Regions from separate parts of the Homo sapiens genome. Here region 2 is linked to region 1. The links are chromatin contacts, found by Hi-C or POLR2A ChIA-PET in ENCODE. All regions are on one chromosome and are shown on one strand. The core of a region is the stretch at or near the end of the contact, and the rest is flanking DNA. Distances in the headings are between cores, read along the strand shown. Region 1 has its middle 43 kb from the start of MOGAT1. Region 2 overlaps WDFY1 (WD repeat and FYVE domain containing 1).

What was found. Hi-C counts contacts between places; a loop is a spot of excess contacts on that map. ChIA-PET counts read pairs that join two places held with the same protein, here RNA polymerase II (POLR2A). Pooled maps may share reads with other maps.
Region 2: a loop to region 1 is called in a map with no recorded cell type, with 4 times the contacts of the local background. The contact joins two enhancer-like sites. A Hi-C loop is called at or near these places in 2 of 37 single-sample maps with no recorded cell type and 1 of 50 pooled maps. POLR2A ChIA-PET finds 5 or more read pairs at or near these places in 1 of 52 experiments (activated T-cell).

The regions. Positions count from the first base shown.
Region 1 is chr2:222,712,539-222,716,477 of GRCh38, reverse strand. No RefSeq gene overlaps it. Among named protein-coding and RNA genes, the nearest start is that of MOGAT1, 43 kb to the right of the region's middle. Within about 2 kb of position 1,982, at least 9 of the 41 ENCODE cell types and tissues checked have a DNase peak (open chromatin) inside an H3K27ac peak, as active enhancers do.
Region 2 is chr2:223,932,465-223,936,403 of GRCh38, reverse strand. All of the region lies in intron 1 of WDFY1 (WD repeat and FYVE domain containing 1), which reads left to right. Among named protein-coding and RNA genes, the nearest start is that of WDFY1, 11 kb to the left of the region's middle. Within about 2 kb of position 2,088, at least 3 of the 41 ENCODE cell types and tissues checked have a DNase peak (open chromatin) inside an H3K27ac peak, as active enhancers do.

The sequences.
Region 1 (3,939 bases), core at 733-3,232:
GGGATTACAGGAGTGAGCCACTGTATCTGGCTAAAATACTTTAAAAAGAGTATTGAAAACACTGATTTTGATGATGAACACCAGGAACACAAACAGGCCTCACAAATCAAGGTAGAAGCTTCGTCCTACAAGGCGCTGACATCCAAAGGGAGGCAACTTCATTCTTGACCCAGAAAGGAATTTCACTTTTACCTTCTTCCATTGTTTTGGCTAGTGTCTGACTGACTAGATTTTATACCACAGCTTTATTGAGATATAATTCACATACCATCAAATTTACCCACTTAAAAAGGAGAATTTCAGGGGGGTAGTATATTCGCAGCATTGTGCAACCATGACCATGATTAATTTTAGAACATTTTTCATCACCCCAAAAGAAACCCCATGCCCATTAGCAGTGATTGACTTGATTTGTAATTTTCAATCTTTTCTACTAGTTTTTGAATATTTCTGAATCCGAGGAGCCTCTTTGTTTCTCCAGGCACATGAGACCACGGCAGTTGGCGGACTCGTTTCCTCCTGCCAGCCCCAGTTCTTCTTTCATTCCTGTCCACCTGCAGTTGTCAGTTAACCCCGCCCCCGCTTTCTGCTGTATTTTATATTCCATCAAGAGAATTTAAAGTACTGACTCCTCACTCTGACAATTTGCAATTCTCACAGTTTCACACCAGTTTCCTCGCCGATATTCATCCTCAAGTCTAAATTAATTCAGCCTCGCCAAAGTGTGGGAGATGAAAAACATTCTATCCAGGTTGAAAGCCACACTCATACATTATCACTCAGGCATAAAAACACATTTATTGGTCAAAACTTTTACAAATGGAAAGCTTTTAAAAAACATACCACAACGAATCCCATATAGAAAATATACAAATTTCACAGTCTCCTATAAAGATTTTAACAAGTAATAAACAGTGTTATTCCATAGTTTTGAATGATAGAAAGGAGGAAACTTCTGAGATAAATTCCACCTATTTTTATTTAGGGAATTAAATTTTTTCTCAGAAACACATGACTAAATATTATTGTGATCCTAGAGAAATTCCAGTAGCAATTTGTTTCATATATATATATATTTATATAATTTGTTTTATATATATATAAAACGTGTGCATGTGTGTGCATGTATGTGTATATGCACATATACACACATACATACACCAAGAAAGTGAGATAATCATTTCAGCTCACTGCATTTCTTGGAGGAACAGAAATAAGTGACAAAGGCGGAGGAAAAGGCAGAGTTATCAGGTAAACCTACACCTCCAATTAGATGTTATTGCCTTGACAGATAAAAGGCCAGGCAGAGACCATAAGATACAGGCAGAAATGACCTGGAGGATCATTCACTCCCAACTCTATTTACCTAGGAAAGAACAGAGTCCAGGTTACCTAGCCAATTACTAGAAGATCAGAGGCTGAAGGACTATCTAAAACAGAAGGCTGGAGAGTAGAAAAATGTGGCAACCAGGTTCTAGTTCTCTGATTGTCCCCACATCACTGCAAACCCACATTGCAGGGTCTGGAATCCAACCAGAAAGATCTAAGGCTCCAAGTTGGTCTGGAAATGGAGTAGGAGAGAATTAAGCAGGCTTGGGGAACGCCAGCAACATCAGGTTCATGTCTGTTCTCAAGAGAGCCTAAGATGATTCTTAACCAGAATCTAAGAGCTATTAAAAAAAAAAAAAAAAAAGCAGCTGTGATAACTCAGCTGAATGAGGCTGGAGCCAGAATTGAGTCTGGGCTTAGTACCATCAATGAGGTGACAGAAGCTCGGCCTCCACCTCTGTCTGAGTAATAGGATTGCTCTGGCCTGCTCTAATGATCACAACACGACTGATGGAAGATTTTTTTCTGGGTCTGTCAGTTGTCATGGGCATATGACACCTTGCCTTATTCACTGCTCCAATACACAAGGCTCTCGAGGCTAAACTTGTTGTTGAAAACTTGGACTTTTCCCAAGACACAGCACCAAAATAGCTCTTACAAAAGGGAAAAATCAACAACGTGGTGTACCGGCCCCCAAAAAGAAAAATGTTCTCAATGCCAATAAGACAGCTTGATTCTGCACTGTTTAATCCCTTGCTTCAAGTGGATTTTTAATTACGCTCTACTTTTTTTTGACACTTCTGTTTTATAGGAGGATTTTTAGGTTTATTAATCAGCAATCATGGACTAGGAGTACCTCCTGCTCAATCTAGGGAAGAGTAATAGGAACATGGAGTCACTTTTAATCTGCATGAAACTTCACTAGGGTTCAACTGCTTCATCGGCAGAAGGAATAATTAGACAGATGATGAAGTCCCTTCTAGTGCTAAAACTTGGCTTCTTTGACACAATCCACCAGATTTCCAGGTTAGTGCCACAAACATTCCCCAAGAGACTACTAGAGACCTCCTCTGTTGGGGTCAGGATTGAAATGAAAACAAGACACAGATTCTGCTACTGAAGAACTCATTATCCTATGGGTTAACATGGATTGAGATCAACTTTCTCCTTTTGATATAAGATAGTAAGGCACTAAGCTGGAGGTGTTTGGGAAGGATTGACTATAACAAAAAAATATAAGGTACTAGAGAAATCTCTTTGTTTTAAATATAAATAACTGCTTCTGTGTTTGCAATCCTAGAGAAACAGAACAACTGGGTGGTTATTTTAGAAGTCGCCCTGTTTTTCTCCCTTACAAAGATATACAAATTCTACTTGAAGTAACTCCTCCAGCCCTACAAATAGACATTTGGCTACTTAGGTTAAAAAACACAAATATGAGAGCTAGCCATCTTGGGCTATTGACAAAGCAACCAATCAACAAATCTTGCCAATGGTGTCTCTCGTCAGAGGAAAAGAATATGAGCTAATGCACCCCAAAACTGTTTTCATATTTATCACAAACTTTAGTAGCCTGCATCAGTGAGGTAGTTTGAAAGAGACGTAAAGTTACAGATGTGTGGACATGATAACCAGATTCCACCTCCATGTTTCCCATGATAGAAACATACATTCTACCGAAAGCAGGGATGTCACTTTTAATCCTACGCATACAATAAAGGTTCACCCATCATCCCTAACATATACACATTTTGATGTTTTCATAGTAGTTGCAAGGGATTTGCAGCAAAACATCTAGCATCACTTACTGTTCCCCTTTGAAAAGATCAAACTGGGCTGGCCTTCATAAGCACTGAAGCTGCAACCTTCATCGTGAGCATGATAGACGTAGCTGGTCATCAACAATTTCATATGCTTCTAGCTGCAAGACAAAAGCAATGACTCAGGCTGCACCCAGGGTGCAATGGAAACACAGGGAAAAATGTCCAAATCAAACAGCATACATGCACATTTTCCCAAGGAAATGTTTCTCTTACAGTGTTCTACGGTTATTTGCATTATCATTGTTTTGCTTTGCTGTTTAAAAAAAAAAGTTTTGTTTTTTTTTTTTTTTGAGATGGAGTTTCACTCTTGTCACCCAGGCTGGAGTGCAGTGGCACAATCTCACCTCACTGCAACCTCTGCCTCCTGGGTTCAAGCGATTCTCCTGCCTCAGCCTCCTGAGTAGCTGGGATTACAGGCACGCACCACCATGCCCAGCTAATTTTTGTATTTTCAGTAGAGACGGGGTTTCACCATGTTGAAACCCCGCCAGGCTGGTCTCGAACTCCTGACCTCAGGTGATCCACCCACCTCGGCCTCCCAAAGTACCGGGATTGTAGGCATAAGCCACCGCACCCGGCCACTGTTTAAAATTTATGTGCAATTACCTAGTTGATGGGAACCTTTACAATGGAAGATATCTCCATCAAGCCATACTAGTGAATATGGCCAACATTTGTCTGGTAGCAAAAATTCATATGAAAAAATTCATTAGCGATCTACAGGACTGGACTATATGAAACTTACAGGTATACTTTGAATACATAAAAAGACTTCTAGCATGGCCAA
Region 2 (3,939 bases), core at 839-3,338, 1.2 Mb before region 1:
CATTAGCTCCTTATTTAATCATGTCTGTAAAAGGACTTTGGGGGCCGGGCGCAGTGGCTCATGCCTGTAATCACAGAACATGGGGAAGCTGAGGCAGGCAGATTGCTTGAGGCCAGGAGTTAGAGACCAGCCTGGCCAACATAGTCAAACTCTGTCTCTACTAAAAATACAAAAATTAGCCAGGTGTAGGGGCTCATGCCTGTAATCCTCCCAAGAAGCTGGGCTGAGGCACGAGAATTGCTTGAACCCAAGGGGCATAGGTTGCAGTGAGCCAAGATCATGCTGCTGCCCTCCAGCTTGGGCAATAAAGCAAGACTCTGTCCCCAAAAAAAAAAAAAAAAAAAAGGACTTTGGGAACCCCATAACTGCTCCCTGCTAAGCTTTATTTCCACCTTCTATCTCTCATTTATTATGGTTCTTTTGTGTCCAGTGAAGTCAGTGTGTGTTCTGTCCCACTCACACCTGGTACATTTCCCACCTGGGTGCCTTTGCCTCCCTCACCAGGAACCTCACTTGCCCTCTCTCCTGTATTCAGACCCTCCTTCATCTCCTAGATCCACTTCAAGTTCCACCTCCTCCATTGAATAATTCTTCCCAGCCCATCATTCTCTGTCCTTTCTGAGCTTCCTTCAACACTCCTAGTATATTACTGATGATGCCTAGTTAATTACAATCAGGTATTAGTTCCTGTTGCTTTGTGTTTATTCATCTTATCTTCCCACATAGTCTGTACTCCACCAGGTACTGCATAACTAGCTACTGGTTGAATGATACAGACTTAACCATTTCTGCACAGTAGACATTTCCTCTGCTGTGTTTAGCTTTAATAATCTGCTAGTTCTTTCCTAAGAAGCAGATGGTAATATAATGAATGATACTTGTTTCTAGAATTTAGGTATTCATCTTCCCTCTCTACAAAGTATGCTCAGCAAATCTTTCTGAGAGTTGTTAAGACATTATTAGCACATATATACTGATTTCATGATGTATTTTTGTCATACTTCATGGTGAAATAATCTCTTTATTCATTTTTCTTTGTCAACCACATACTACTTTGCTCAAAACACTTCCCTTCAAGGTCAAGGTGAATCTACAGCAGATCACCGTCAAAGAAATTTTAAGTAAAAAGTCGCCTGTGTGGATTTTTTTTCTCTTTCTCCTCGTCTTTATACTTGATTTAGACACTTAGCGTCAGTAGAGTCCAGTTGCAAAGGTTAATGGGGAGATGAGGGTGCTTATAGTGCAACCAGTATTGATGGGGGCATTTTTGGTTTCTAGGTTATGGTTTATAGAAAATACAGCCTAGTATGGAATTCCTGGGATACCTGCAGTGTCCCATAGAGGCTTCGTCCTGCTGTGCTGTTCCCTCGCCGAAACCCTCTTCTCAGTTTCATTTGCTTGATTAACTCCTTCTCATCCATTAGGACTTCTTGTGCGATGTTTGCCAAATCCCCCAACCCACTATACCACCATTCCCACTCCCTAACATTAATCTACCCTTTTTCTGTCCTCATAGCTCTTACCACATTATATTGTTACTGTTACTCATTTACATATTTGTCTTTACTAATTAAACTTTTTCTGGCTGGGCGCAATGGCTCATGCCTGTAACCCCAGCACTTTGGGAGGCCGAGGCAGGTGGATCACCTGAGGTCAGGAGTTGGAGACCAGCCTGGCCAACATGGTGAAACCCCATCTCTACTAAAAATACAAAGATTAGCCAGGCATGGTGGCAGATGCCTGTAATCCCAGCTACTGGGGAGGTCGAGGCAGGAGAATCACTTGAACCCGGGAGGTGGAGGTTGCACTGGGCTGAGATAGTACCATTGCACTCCAGCTTGGGTGACAAGAGTGAGACTCTGTCTCAAAAATTAAAAAAATAAAATAAAATTTTTCTAACATGAAAAACAGTGTAAAGCTTATAGTAATGTCTCAAGTGTTAGTTTGATTGAATCAGTCAACAAATCTGTTAGGGAAAAAGAAGCATGGAACGTAATCTAAAAATAGGCCACTGTCTGGGTGTGGTGGCTCACGCCTGTAATCCCAGCACTTTGCGGGGCCGAGGTGGGTGAATCACTTAAGGTCAGGAGTTTGACACCAGCCTGGCCAATGTGGTGAGACACCCCATCTCTACTAAAAATACAAAAATTAGCTGGGTGAGGTGTTGTGCGCCTGTAGTCCCAGCTACTCGGTAGGCTAAGGCAGGAGAATTGCTTGAACTTGGGAAGCGGAGGTTGCAGTGAGCTGAGATTGTGCCACTTTACTCCAGCCTGGGTGACAGAGTGAGATTCTCTTTCTCAAAAAAAAAAAAAAAAAAAAAAAGAAAAGAAAAAGGCTGCTATTCCTTATTAGAAACTGTGCTTCTTTGTGATTCCTTTAATTTGTGTTTTAAGACTTCTAGGCCATGGATAGGGTTCGAGACTTTTTTTTTTTTTTTTTTTTGAGGCAGGGTCTCACTCTGTCTCCCAGGCTGGTGTGCAGTGGCACAATCAGAGCTCACTGTAGCCTCCACCTCCTGGGCTCAAACGATCCTTCCACCTCAGCCTCCTGAGTTTGAGACCACAGACATGTACCACCACTCCTTGCTAATTTTTGATTTTTTTTTGTAGAGATGGGGGGGGGTCTCACTATGTTGCCCAGGCTGGTCTTGAACTCGTGGGCTCAAGTGATCCTCCAGCCTCAGTCTGCCAAGTAGCTGGGATAACAGACGTGTGCCACCATGCCCAGCTAATTTATTTTTATTTTTTGTAGAGACAGGGTATTGGTATGTTGCCAGGCTGGTCTCAAGCCCCTAGGCTCAAGTGATCCTCCCACCTCAGCCTCCCAGAGTACTGGGATTACAGGTCTGAGCCACTGTGCCTGGCCAGACTTTGTAATGTAAGAAAGTGTTGCCTAGATCCTCCATGGACTCCAGCCTGTCTAGATTATTCCTGCTCTTCAGTGATTAGAGTGGTTTCTAGGCTTCTTGATGGCACAAGGATCACAAAAAATTATTTTTATGCTAACAGTGAAAAGATTACAGCAAGAATGGTTTGGAGTAAAAAAAAAAAAAAAAAATCTGCAGGTTTTCAGCCAATCTGGCTTCTGGAAGGGTGATATTTGTTTAAAGGGGGTGCAAATGCTGGGGCCACCCAGTGGCTTCTTCCCTGGATAAAATCTGCCTGTGGTGACATCAGCAGTCTAATTCTTGGTCACAGACCCTTGAAGCTGTCCTGTGGGAGGGGATGGAAATTTCTGTTTTTCTCAGCCAATCTAATTCTCCTCTACAAAATGAGGCTGGTTTCTCTGCCTTTTAATTTAGAGAATAAATTCAATAACAATCTAACATTTTCTCTCCCTGTTACCAAAGGAGAAAGACTTCTTTTTGCAGCAAGAATGAACAGGGCAGAATTCCAGAGACTCGTTGGAAGGAAATTGCTATTTATTCGATAAAAACAGATGGCAATGATAGCTATGTTGTTCGTTCCCCCTTTCAGGCAAACGTCTTAATGTTATAGAAACCATCTAGCATGCCAGAAGTACACTTTTTTTTTTTCCTGTATCCCCTGGAGGTACTGTCAGACTAGGAAAAAATATCCTTTGCTATAGGTGACAGAAATGTTCACAGATTTACCAAGATTTGAAATAGTATCAGCATCCCTAAGAATGACCAGAAAATCAGATTTTCTCAGAATTACTGTTTGCCCAGAGTTTAAAAGAAATCAGGACCTTGGACTTAATTTGTAACATATAGTATGCCCTTTTAAAATGATTAATTGAATGATCTCTTTTTATCAGTTTAGAATTTAAGGATGGTTAAATTGCTTTAATTTAGCTGTTTTTGGAGTGATTAGGGTGTGTTTTTGAGAAAGTTTAAAAAAGATATTCAGTTTCAGAGATATTGCTGTTTCAGGCCAGGTAGAACTTGGTGTGATTTTGTAGAAATAATTATGTGCTAGT